2 separate regions of the Homo sapiens genome follow, and region 1 is linked to region 2. Evidence: chromatin loops called from intact Hi-C (ENCODE). Cell type or tissue: Caco-2. All regions are shown on one strand. Links, peaks and the distances in the headings refer to the core of each region. The heading gives the core; the rest is flanking DNA.

What was found. A loop is a pair of places that touch in the nucleus more often than their neighbours do. Peaks named below come from ENCODE experiments on the same cell type or tissue, not always from the same donor. Only the 100,000 strongest peaks of a DNase experiment are listed, where the experiment ranks them.
Region 1: it touches region 2 in a loop (7-fold over the local background); 13 of 110 quality-filtered maps call a loop at or near these places.

Annotation. Positions count from the first base shown.
Region 1 is chr1:213,980,390-213,986,829 of GRCh38, reverse strand. It overlaps PROX1-AS1 (PROX1 antisense RNA 1), which reads left to right and starts at 677. Exons shown (of 6, transcript NR_037850.2): 1 at 677-761. It also overlaps a transcript of PROX1 not described here. RefSeq lists enhancers at 2,005-2,690, 2,691-3,377. In Caco-2, for the core only: no CTCF peak of the experiment used is centred there; a DNase peak (open chromatin) is centred at 3,729; H3K4me3 peaks cover 1,261 bases.
Region 2 is chr1:213,566,221-213,572,660 of GRCh38, reverse strand. It overlaps a transcript of RPS6KC1 not described here. Among named protein-coding and RNA genes, the nearest start is that of LINC00538, 360 kb to the left of the region's middle. In Caco-2, for the core only: no CTCF peak of the experiment used is centred there; no DNase peak of the experiment used is centred there.

The sequences.
Region 1 (6,440 bases), core at 2,622-5,121, 410 kb before region 2:
GCGAGCCTCAGCCGCAGCTAGAACGTCCCTTTCACCGGGCACAGTAAACGGCTTTTAATAAAGCAGCCGCGTTTATGACCTAAAGATCCTATAAAAGCTGGGACTTGCAAGAGCTGCGAAGCAGAAACATTCATACATAGTCTATTAGACACTCATTTTTGTAAGTAGGAGGAGGACAAGTAGTCTTCGTGTGTCCCTCAAATTTAATCAGATCAAAGGTTGAATCATGCTGTGTCGTGACAACAGGGTATTTATGAGGTGTGTTACAAGTACACTGGCCAAACACTACCAATGTCTTCTGCGACACACACACACACACACTCCTTCCTAGGGAATTTACAATTTCAGCCTCAAATTCACCAAACCGTAAAGAGGATATTAAGCCCTCCCTTTGAATAAGAATAGCGATGTTAGTATGTCCGAGTCTATCCCGGCAGGAAACTTTTGGCACGAATTTCAAACAGTGAAAAGGAGAAAAAAAATTAGGTCGGTCAGGTTAGGTGTCGGCGATAAGAAAAGAGATTGCGGGAGCATCCCCAGCCTTCTTCTTTCCCCTTTTGCCGCCCCCACACACTCCCCCCACGCGTCTATCACGGAAGCAACACAGAGGAGCGCACACGCACCACTCACACCTCCAACTATTGACTGTTGTATCAGGTGTTCTAACCGGGATGTGACAGTTGAGGCTGGGAGCAGAAATAATCAACATGCCCATTAGATACAGGACGGAATAATGCTTCTATTGGTTGGGTCCCTTCGAGGTAAGCGGGTGTATTGAGCGGGGAAACTTGGGATCTGAGAATGGATCAAAGCTACTTTCTTTCTTATTTTTCGTCCTACTAGTTTTCTTTAAGAATCTTGGTTTGTACATATAAGTTAGCGCCAGCCCACAAATAAACTGGTAGGAGTAAGGGCTATATACCTTTCCACACCTTAAAACCATCTGCTCAGTTTGACATTTAAAAGGGCGGAGAGCAGAGAAGGAGGAGGGGGGAGTAGGGGGAAGAAAGGAGTCAGGGACAGAGAAAAAGATTCAAACGCGAAAAAAATGGCTTGCACTTTAGCCCACAAGTTTGTGTCAATTGCACATAGCGCTTGAATGCACGTTTTGCACACACCACGCCCGGGAACTGGCGGCGGGAAAAGTTCCCTGAGAACCCCAGTAAGTCCTGTGTCACGCCGTGGGCAAAAGCAGGCCTGAGTCGAAGTCGGGGTAACCCGCTTGCCGAACAAGGAAGCTCTCCCACCCCCAGCCTCGGCGGCAGAGGCTCCCGGCTCGCGACGCTCTGCCGCGGCGGTTCGCAGCCCGCATTAGGGCGCAGGAGCGGCGACTTGAAATAGGAGCGCGCGCCACGCTAGGCGAGCGAGATCGGTTCGCAGCCCAGCTCCGTGAGCTGCCTCGGCGCAGCCCTGTCCCGTGTCCTGTCCTCTACTGTCGGGGAGGCGTACAGGCCAGGCTCCTGGCAACCTCTCTTGCTAGAGCTGCGGCATTCTCCTGGGTCTCGGGCTGCCCTGGACAAGACTTGAGGCCCGAGCCCCCTATCTCGGGCGACTCCCGCTTTGTTTTCTGATAGGGGAGAAGCCTGGAGACAAGGAGTCGCCTAGATATTGGCTCCATCTCTGAAACCAGCCGCCAAGCCTAGGGTTAAGACAACTCCTCCCTCCGCCCCACTTCCAACACAACCCCAGTAACTTAGAAGTTAACGCAAGTTCTGACCGGTCTTGTAACACACTCTATCCGTGCAGGTTGCATTTACTTATTTATCTGAAGGGTGATCTGTGTGTTCTTAGACAAACTCGCAGTTATCACCCATGCATCTGGTTCTGGGTTAAATACACTTCGCCTTGACATTTGCTCGGTGTATGCTCACGCCTCCTGTTCTTTCTTAAAGCTGTTAGGTGGGGGCAGGAGGGAAGACAGTGTGTATAAGTAATTTAAAACCTTACAAACAACTGTTATCAGATCCTAAACAAACCAATTCTGAGAATTACAACCAGATTCAGTTGAGAGGCAAAAGTGGACGTGGATTTTGGAAAAGGGTGCCTAAGGACTTCCAGGTCAGCCACCCACCGCTACCACCACCACCACCGCCACCACTACCACCATCACTATCAGCACCCTGAAGAAGGGAAGAGAGGAAAACCAACCCCAGGGTGCAGGCCTGCCTGCTGCAAGCTTTCTAGAGGCAAAACTGACTGACGGCCTCTCACTCTCATCTCCTGTGCTCAGTGTGACGCCAAGCCCAACCTGGATTTGTTCTGAATGGGGGGGAAGTGAAATGCCACAAGATCAGTAGCAAGTAGCAGCTGCAGCGTTTTCTCTCCTGGGAACCCCACTGCTTAGAAGCCTCCTGAGTGATGTTTGTTTAACCAACAGCTTTCAAAGTAAACAGAAGCCAATCACTCCAAAGAAGTTGAAATATAACCCTTACAAGAATTTGGATCCAGGGGTGCTGGCAGAAAGAAAGTAATTTTTAAAATGATAAAGAACCCACTCCCAAATAAGAGTCTGCCACATTGCTTTAAGGAGCGCAGAATTGTCATGAAAATATAATTTCATCGAAAGGGCTAATTACAATAAGTTGACCTCGAAGAAAATCACTCTTCGCCCACAAAGACACACCCGCGGGGATGAGGAGGTTGTCAGTGATTGAAGGGACACACTACTACTTGATTTTATGGAAGTGGGCGAAAACAATCAAAGGGAAGTACATTCCCTGCCCTGGAGTAGTGAAGTGTAGGCTGGGAGCTCTTCGCCGCCAACCCTGGCTTTGCCTCAGGCACCGAACTTTCCAATACCAAGATATTAACAGATGGTGGTGAGCACATGGAGGGCTGCTACTTACATAATCTAGCCACTCCGCCCGGCTGCCCAGAGCCCGGCGAGGAACCGGCCAGGCCGCGCGCGCGCCTTCCGAGGGGTGCTCCCTGACATAACTTGCCTTTCTCCAACCCCACCCATCGTTTTGAGGGTTAGCATTTGGAGAGGCCGTGATTTAAAAAAACCAAACAAAAACAAAAACACCCAAAACATTGATTTGGCTGTGCTTTGTCTTCTTCAGTCCATAGTAGCGAAGAAGCTGGAAACCCAAAGGCTGAGAGAAACGGAGGGGATGCCTTCGGCGAGAAAGGGGTGCTCTCCCTACGTATCTGGGGGTTCCCGCGAGTGGAATTTACACAATTTACAACACTCTTGCCCACCATCTTTGGTTCAAATCCACATATCTTTTGCTGTCGCTTAAGTACAAAGGCAGTCTCGGGCCGCAACTCAAGGGGAGTGAGATGGGGTGAGGGTGTGAGTGTGAAGGGGACACCTTTGCACGCGGGGGCGCAGTGGGCAAAGTTACGCAAAGCCTCTGGGCACCGCTACACTTCCAAGCTGTGGCAGGGTTTTAAGCGCTCGATCCCGCTCGCAGGGAGTCCCTTTCGGATGTGTGGCCGCCTGCTGCCTTCACGCCCTCAGCCGCCTCCCAAGAGGCCCTGTCCCTCCTGGTGTGCCTGTGTACCTCCTCCAGTGTGCCAGGGCACGTGTGCTTCCCGAGCCTCCTCCCTGACTGCGACTCGGGACCGCCGAATCCTGCGAGGAATACGCCTGCGTGTGTTGGAAAAGTTTCGGGTTGGGCAGGAAGGCTGGGAATCTCCTCTCCAGGCACTCGGCAGGAGCGGGGCTTCCTCGCCCGCGGCTTCCTCCCAGTGCCCTCCTCCCTCCCCGGCCCGCCCTTCCTAGCCTCGGCCCCGCGCTAGGTGTCGCGGCCTCTCCGGCCAGAGAGAGCGAGCGCCAGATGCTGCGGCTGCCGCGGCGCCGCGCTCCGCAGAGGGCGCGCCCCTCCTGCCTGCGCGGCCAAGTGGGGGTCCAGGCCGCCCTGCTGGTCCCTCCTCGCTCTGGCCCCGCGGCACTTGCCTCTTCCCGGGCCATCGCAGGGGCTGCAGCCTCGCTCAGCTAGCCTGGGCTCAGTACACGCCCTGGACGCAGAGGGCAACCACCTGCTCCCGGCGCGCCGCAGAGCCGGGGAACGTCGTGGTGGCCGGGGGATTTCGGCCGCCGCCAGGCCTGCGCTGCCCCCGCGGCCTCTCCTCCCCCGCCGCCCGCCTGTTGCTGTGGGGACAGCCGGTGGACGCGCTCGACCTGGGAGGGGGGACTCCCTCCCGGGACCGCGGGAGGGGCGTGCACGTTTGAAGGGATGGAAATCTCCCTTTCTGCCCACCCCCTTTCTTTTGTCAATTACTCTAAGGATGTTTGGCCGTTACTCCCAGCTTCCCTCTCTTTGGTCTTTCACGTCAAGGATGTGAATTCGGGGGTGCTCCATTTTCAGGGGCTTTGGTGATAGGACTGAAGTTTTCCATATTGTCCATCTTACCAGAAGCTTTTATTCAGGGTGAGGAGTGGGCTAGAAATAAGTAGGTGCCTGCCTGACGCAGCGAAAAGAGAAGGACGCTCCCAGTTTGGATGCATTTGGAGAGAGTAACTGGAAAGTTGCATTTTGTTTAAATTAGAGCAAGATGAAGTTGAAAGCCAGATTTCTATATTTTTTCTGGTAATATTTCTTTTATGAAGTATCTAAGTGTCTGTTTGTCATCATTTTGAGATCAAAAGGAAAATCCATATGCTGTATAGTTTTTCGAAATTGCTATTTAAATATGTTTTAAATGTTTTGTCCAACGTGGAGTAGGCTGCTTGGAGGCAAGGCTGGTGACAGGAATAGCGGGATGGTTTGATGTGGAGTGGTGCTTCCGAAGACCTGACGAATCATCGGAATCACCGAAGGGGTGTTTTGTTGTTGTTGTTGTTGTTGTTGTTGTTGTTTTAAATAAAGATTTCTGGGCCCACCCCAGTGAGGTAATCAGAAGAAGGACCTGGGAATCTGGGGGTCACCCTGTGTCTTTAATTACTGCTCAGCTGGTTTGTTACTGACTCTGTGACCTTCAGTGTGTTACTTAATCTGTTTGAGACTCAGTTCTTTTTATCTGTGAAGTGGGGATAATATCCAAATCATAGATTTATTGAGAGACTTCTACACGACTAAACTTGTTCAGCACATGACTAGTGCTCAATACTTGGAAGGTATGTTGCCCACAAATGAGTGCTGTGTACACTCGAGCTGACATGTATTCTTATAAGGACCTGTCCCTATCCCCAACGTTTTGGTGAAGCCAGCTGGACTGTCATGGGATATGTATGTGTATGCACATTTTAGCTCATGCATAGTTGTCACCTTTACATGCTTTCCCCTCCCCCGTCTTTTAGGCCATAAAATAAATCAGAATTGGCACATTTGGAAGCTAGGCCCTGTGCTTTTGGACCTAGAACTGTCCATCAGGCCTACTGGCAAAGGGGGGAATTTACCAATCTGAAGTCTACTTCCTCCTCCACCCCACCCCCACCTTTTTTTGGCCCGTTCACCCTCCCTGTTTTATAGATGGCAAGCATCTCCTAAAGAAACCGCTGGTCAGACCAATGAAACCACAGGACAAAGAGTTCTCTTCAAAAGGGAACAACAAGAAGGAGAGAAAAAAAAAAAAGACAACATTCCTAGGTAAAACAAAAGCAAATGTAGATCATATGTTATATGTTTTTACATGTTTGACTCAATAACCTCCCCCAAATCCATGTAAATTAAAATATAAACTTTCATAAAGTTATGTTCAAACCAATGAATAGAAGCATACCCCAAGGTGATTAGGGGACAGACAGCCAAGGACAGCTGTGAGAAGGGAAAGGAAGCTGGGCAGGAAGGTGCCATGCTCGGCTGTGACTGCAGAAGTGGGGGGAAGAAAGCCAAGGAAATGGAACGGGCTGAAGCAGCAGACAACAGCTCAAGAGGGCTGACAGTTTTTCAACTGCAGAGGCCTGTGAGCAGCTTATTAAACATCCCGAGAAAGGTGTTTTGCTGGTACCCTCAAAAGGCTTGAGATAAAGTAATCGTAGATTCCCGGGGGCGGGGGGAGTAAAGAAGGGATTGCCAGCGTGGGGTGTCGGTGGGCCCAGCCCCTAGTGAATGGACCCCAGGGGTCGGGGTGAAGGCACTGCACTCTCTGAATGAGGGAAAGAGGAAGCATCACCCCTAGATGCCTGTCCTCCTGGTGTCCGTGGTCTTTGGGCAAGCGTGGAAGGTTCCTGCTCTCTGGCTACTTTCTCTGTCCCTGTTTCCTAGGTGGAAAAAGTCCGTAACTTTAGGGGACAAAAACAAAGGGCGCCCCCCAAAAACTAGAGAGAAACATATTTGGGGTCAAACTGTACAAAAATGGATGGCAACTTCTGGCTTCTCCTCCCCAAGCACCCTCCTAGTGGAAAGAGCTCTATTCCCTACACTTGTAGGTGGACAGGGGGCAAAGGCCGAGAGGCAAAGGGTGTTGGTGGGTGAGTTGGGGGAGAACGGGATGGGGAGGGCTGGGGGAAGTGTGTCTGCAGAGTGTGAATGGGCGGGACAGGGGTAGTGTGT
Region 2 (6,440 bases), core at 2,378-4,877:
CTAAACTCAAACAATGAAGCTATTTCCTGATTTTAAAAAAACTAAATTTGTTTATTTGTAAAATTGTTTAAAGAAATTATATTCACTTTAGATAACCTGCCCTTTCCATTATTAAAAAAAACTTTAAAATGTGTTTCATTTCAACATAACTGGAACATAATAATATTTCCCCAGTCTGGGAACCAGAGAAAATCAGAAGGACCATCTTTTTATCAAAGATGAATGTGCTTCCCGCATGTGGGTTTGTTTCAAAGCACCAGGTTATTTCCTCTGAGAATGTCTATGTGTGTCTATCCTGTGGAAGGGAGGAATAGCCCCTCAGAAGGAAATTAGTTCTAAACCTGGGATTTTCCTCCTGCATTGGGAACACATTTATTTAATCAGTGAGTCCTTCTGAGAGTCTCGTGTGTGGGATCTGTCAGCAATGGAATCACAGCTCCAGCCTTCCCCTCCACGGGGCTTGGCCTCCGAGACCTCTCTGAAGCAGGCAGCTATGTCTGCCCATCCCTCCACCTTGAAACTCACTTCTGGCTTGGACTCCACAGCCTAGCTCCATCCTGATTTTGTCTTGCCTCTCTGCATCCCCTCGAGACAGTGTTATCCATATCTAGGGAAGCCTAAACAGAACGTCACAGAAATCGGTGCAGCGATGCTCAACCTCTGGGGAAATTCAGAAATCCCAAGGCCGTGTGAATCTAAGAGTGGTTCAAGGCCCAGCAGCATCAGCATTCTCTGGAGCTTGTAAGAAATACAGAATCTCAGGCCCTCCTCCGGACCTACTGAATCCAAAGTGGCATTTTAGCAAGATCCTCACAGCTTGGGTGCACATAAGGTTTGGGGAGCACTGCCCCTGGCTTCAACCCTGAGGTTCTAGTTAGGACCTAAAGTGACATTTTGGATTCTCCATCTCAAAAGTGCCTCCAGTGATTCTGCTCTGCCCTATGTCTAGGAACTGTGGTGTGACGCCCAGATGCATCAGCTTTGGAGTCCGGCAGACAAACCTTACAAATTTGACTTCGTCACTTATTAGCCAGACTGAGCTGGTGAGAAGTGAGCAAAAGGGACACAGATTGTAAACATCCAGGGAACTATATGCACTGAGGTCCCTCATAGAGCCTGGGGAATGGCCATCTCTGAGGCCCCTTCTTTCCTTCTATCCTTCCCCATCCATGCCATGTGCTTGACCCAGAAAACTCTGCCCTATCTCCTCTCTGCTTCCCAAGACCCAGCCATCTACAAGGTGTTTTGAAAATGCTGACAACTCAAGGCCCTCTCCGCCTCTTATTGCCTCCAGACCTATCATAGCCCCTTCCCTTCCCAGATGTAAGTTCCCTAAGGGCAGGGACTGGCAAAGCTGTTTCTGTGTCCCCTTCAGTGGCTGGCTCTGATCTCCATGCTGAGAAGATGCTCAATAAAAATCAGTTGAGTCAAATAAGTCTCGCAAGTTCCTTTAAAATATCTTTCCCAAAAAACCCTCCATTTTACAGATAGAGACAGGGAAGAAAAAGGTATTTCTATTTAATATTTGTCTACAAAGGCCACATCTGTACAGGCAAAAGCAAGTAGAATATTGAGGCCATTCGTCTATTCGGTAAAGCAATTATTAAACCAAAAACCTATAATTGGAAGACACATACGCATTTAAAGACTAATTTATTTAACGTATTCTGCTGTCAAGCCTGATAGTATTAATTATCAGAGTATGACATTATTTTAACTTTGGTTTCTGACATAAAGAGATATTTCATAGCATCTTTTCCTCATTAGTGCTGGAATAAAAGAAGTCCAATTTGGTCTGCCCCTTCTGGTTAGGCTGGTTTCACGGTGACAAGGAAGAGTAGATGGGATCAATGTGGAAGGGTGTTGTGCCCCTCAAGTGGTACAAGGGTAGGGCTGGGTTGCTCAGATTCATTAGATAATTTCTCACCCTCCACACCATTTGACCTGGGTCAATACATTCCTGACTCATTTGATAAAAAGTGGACAACTGCCCTGGGTGACTCACAAGCCAGATGAGACTCACCCAATGACCCAGAGGTCCTGTTTCAATTATAGAGGAAATGAAAAGTTCTTCACTGGCAAAGAATGAAGTGTTTCGTAGGGGGCATTAAAAAAACTGGTAGCACATGTTCTTCTATCCTGGACACAGAATGCCATGATTGCTACAACTCTCCTGCAAAAGGGGATGCTTCTTCAGGAACCATGAGGAAATGGGTCTCTTTTTCAGTTGGGACGTGGGTCCGTAACAAGGGCAGAATTAGACCCTCAGAGCTTTGGTCTTCTTATCAGGGTGGAATGCTCCCTTTGGTCAGTGACACCCAACTCTTTCCTTTTTTGAGCGATTACTGTGTGCCAGGCATTTCACATACACAATCTCACTTAATCTTTACAATAACCCTGAGATAAATACTATGAGTATCCCTTTTGGTAAATGAGAAAACTAGAACTCAATGAGGTTTAGTAACTTGCCCCAAATCATTCAAATAATAAGTGACAGAGCTGAGTTTCCTACACACCCAGGCTTCCCAGGTCTGCGTCATAACTAGCCTTCTTGGGTAAAGTCTCCAGCGTTTGAACAGTGTTACCTTCTCTTCCTTACTCCATGCCCTCCTAAGCAAAACTGTACAGGTTACCCCTTGCATTCCTAGCTCCAAGTCCAATTGCTTTCTAAGAGAGCCACTTCCCTTGCTCTTACATTTATCGATCAAAGAGCACAATGACTTCAATTAACTTCCTATGGAAAGGATTTGGGTGAAGTCTTTGATCTCCTTGAGGCAGCAGGCCTTAGATTTCTTTGTAGCCCTGCCCAACACTTAGAAAATGTCTCAAACTCACCTCGAGTTTCTCAATACCTGTTTGTTGAATGATTAAGTGAGGGAATGATGGCTGAATGCTATTCAGGTAGTAATTCCATGCTTCTGCCCTGACCACAAATGATCTATTTACTTGATTTTAGTGACTCCACAGTAGCTGTTATATTACCTCAGGGTAAAATTACTCATTTCTTGTTCCTAAGACCTAGTAATTTATATGCTGAACATGTAATAATCTATTATATCAAATACCAACTCCTATTGAAAAAAAAAATAGCTTGCTGCCGAGCATAACAGCCCTGGATACACAAAATGAGTACAGGTGACTTATGAGTTTACACAAAAGAGCCTTCTGTTCTGGATGCAGCTGTTTCAGAAAAACACAGCTAAGAGTATAGAAGGAAGCTGGGTAAGTAAATATTAGGAGAGGCCTTTAAAAGCAGCCTTGATCACTGGATCCTTAGGATGTGTTTGTTAGGCAAGGATGCCCTAATAATGCTTAATATTGAAACAACATTTACAATGCAACAGACAGGCAATAGGAAGGCTGTTTTTCTGAAAATGAGCAAGCGGAAACATGACAGACCTAAGGGAGAGCTAAGACCCACTAGGTTTTAGCTCACAACCTCAGACAAGTCAGCAAGGCACCCAACAGCAAGGAGCAAAGACCCGGGCATCAAATGGCTGGCACTGCCTGCCTGAGTACCTAGGAAAAGCACAGCCAAAGGGAAGTGAAAACTTTATCCCCAAGCCCAGGGTCCCTGACCACTCCACCCAAATGCTACAGTGGGAAGTACACTGGGGAGGGGGGAAGGGAGTTAGGTGCTGGTCGAGGGCACTCTGTGCTCTCCTTCCCACTTCCCTGGATCTCTCAGGCCTGATGGTGCTGCTGCAACAGTGGCCATGGCTGCTACTTCCCGCTCATGGTTGTTGGCAAGGCCCGTGACAATTTGCAGAGTCTGCCTCTCTCTCATCTTTTCTCCTTGACTCACAATTCCCTAAATCAGCACTTGAATATAGAGCACTAGTCCCTGTTCCCTTACCACAGTCAAGGAGAAAAAGCCCCAGCTTTGGAGTGAGGCCCATCTGGGTTTGAATGCAGGCATCATTATTTGCTAACATGTAACACTGAGCAAGTGACAATCTTGCAGGGCTTTTGCGTCCTCCTCTTTAAAATGGGCATGATATTGTTTACTGCAGAGAGTTACAGTTAAATGGTATGAGCCAGACTAAGAATCTAACCAAATACCTAGCCCTGGAGAACATTCTCTATAAATGGTAGTTCCCTTACCTGTTGGTCTGACTCTTTGTCCCCGCTAAGCTGCTCCATCTTCTATTGGAGTATAATTAGGAGCAGCTGGGAAATATCTGATAAAGTTTTACTTTATTCCATATGTCCTTGAATTGAATCTTCTGTCCTCGGTACTCCTCTTCTCACCATTAAGCCCCCTTCCTTTCATCTCTGGGGAAATCTGGAAACCAGAGGATAGTCCAGCCTCCCATGGAAAAGACTGGCACTAATCTGGTTAATGACATCCCAGAGCGATCTGTAGAGCAAATAACATCCTAGTTTGCCCAGAATTTTCCCAGTTCTAGCACTGAAAGTCCCATGTCCCAGGAAATACCTTATCCTAGGCAAACCAGGGCAGCTGGTTGCTCTATCTTTACAGTCAAATAGAAGGCTCATCATTTTTCAGATTTATTATTAACAGCAAGTGACTTAAGTAAAACTTAGTCAAAACTCAGCATGAGATACAGGAGTCTCATGTTCCTGCTGAGTGTTCTTGTCAGATATCAAAGTGTCACTTGGGAGTGGTCCCATATGGGACATCAAATGCTGTTCTTCCAGCCAGTCTGCAAGCTGGACCTGACAGGCAACTGGAAAAATCCAAAAGGCTCCTCAAAGACATACCCAGAAATAAAGTTATTACAGGACAAGGTTACTGACATTACTGACCCAGGCAGAGTAACTTTCCCAGGCCAGGGATGGGTTTCTCTAGCCTTGCAAGACAAGGGAACAAAAGCCTATACATTGGAATCATTCAAATGTTGGGAGAATCTCAACTCCATTACAATTACTAGCTGGTAAGACCTGGAGAAGCTGCTAATCCCTCTACACGTGTATTTCCTGCAATAATAATTCATATATTTTAGGGTTGTGAAGAATTAATACAATAATCCAAGTGAAATGCCTAACACAACTTTCATTTCTGGTATTGTATGGGATCAGATTACTTCAAGACTCTCCAAATATTAAACACCTAGAAAATGCTGAATAAGTTATAATGAACATTCTTTTAAAAGCAATAATTGGAAAGTGAGAGAAATTTCCAGAAACCCCAAACAAAGGGAGAACTGAAAACTAGAGTGGAACCCCAGAGCTGATACTGCAGCTGCCTGTGGGAGAGCTGCCAGATTATGTCACGTAAGGACTTAAGTGTAAGTGTCCACATGGAGTCGGGAGTTAGGTCTTGAGCCTACATGATACAAAGAAGTGAAATGCACATCCCATTTCCCCCCAGTATAAAGCCAGAAGCCTTGAAGCACCTCCTTAGATGTAGGATGAAATATACACAATCCACACTCAAACTCAGAAAGATGATCAAAAAGCTTAGCCGTCTCATACTAGGCTCTGGATGAGGGGAAAAAAATAGTCTCCTCTGATAACACATGATCACAGGTGTGACTTCATATGGGCTTGAGTTCAACTTTACTGTAGATGCATATTCTAGAAATTAATATAAAAAGTGACTAAGACCCATGACCTTGATGTGCCTGATAAAAACAAATGAAAAAATTTCTCTGAAGGGAAATAATGTTTCTCAAGCTAGAGGAGTCCTTCAGATAAATGTCCACCAACCATACATTACAATCCAAATTTATAAAAGAGCACATAAGGAAGCAATCCACAATGAGCAAAAGAGTCAGCAGACACAGCAAATAGCAGAATTTTAACTCCTGATAACATCCACTTAAAATAAACTATCAGAATTAAGCTAAAAATAAATGTTTAAAATGATGAAACATTTAAAAGAATCAAAAAGACAATACAACAAAATGACAATTATATTGAGAAAGGAATTAAAGAGAATTTCTAGAAACAAAAAAAAACATAGTCATAGTTATAGCATAGTTATAGCAGGCTAGACATAGCTGAAGAGAGAGTCAGTAAACTGAAAAATCTGAGGAATGAAAGATCTGAAGGTACCCGAATTGTAACACAAATTGAGAGCACCCAAATTGCAGAACAGAGAGGCAAAGAAATGTGAAAAAAGGGAGCAAAATATGAGAATGATAGGTTGAGAAATTTCACCCAGCATTAATAGGAAATCCAGAAGAGAGGAAAGGCAATATCCAAAAAAAAAAAAAAAAAAAAAAAAAAAAAAAAAAAAAAAAAAAAAAAAAAAAAACTAAAGGCTGAGAAGTTCCAAGAATTGAAAAAGAAGTAACTTTATGAGACCTGAGAGCAATAAAAGTCAACCTAAATACATGTCAGTGAAAGTTCAGAACACAAAAAGCAAAGAAAAGATGTTCAATAAAACCATGAAGAAAGTACAGGTTACTTTTTAAATAGGAATAATTATTAGACTGACAACAGTCCATTTTCCCCTAAATTTTATTTTAACA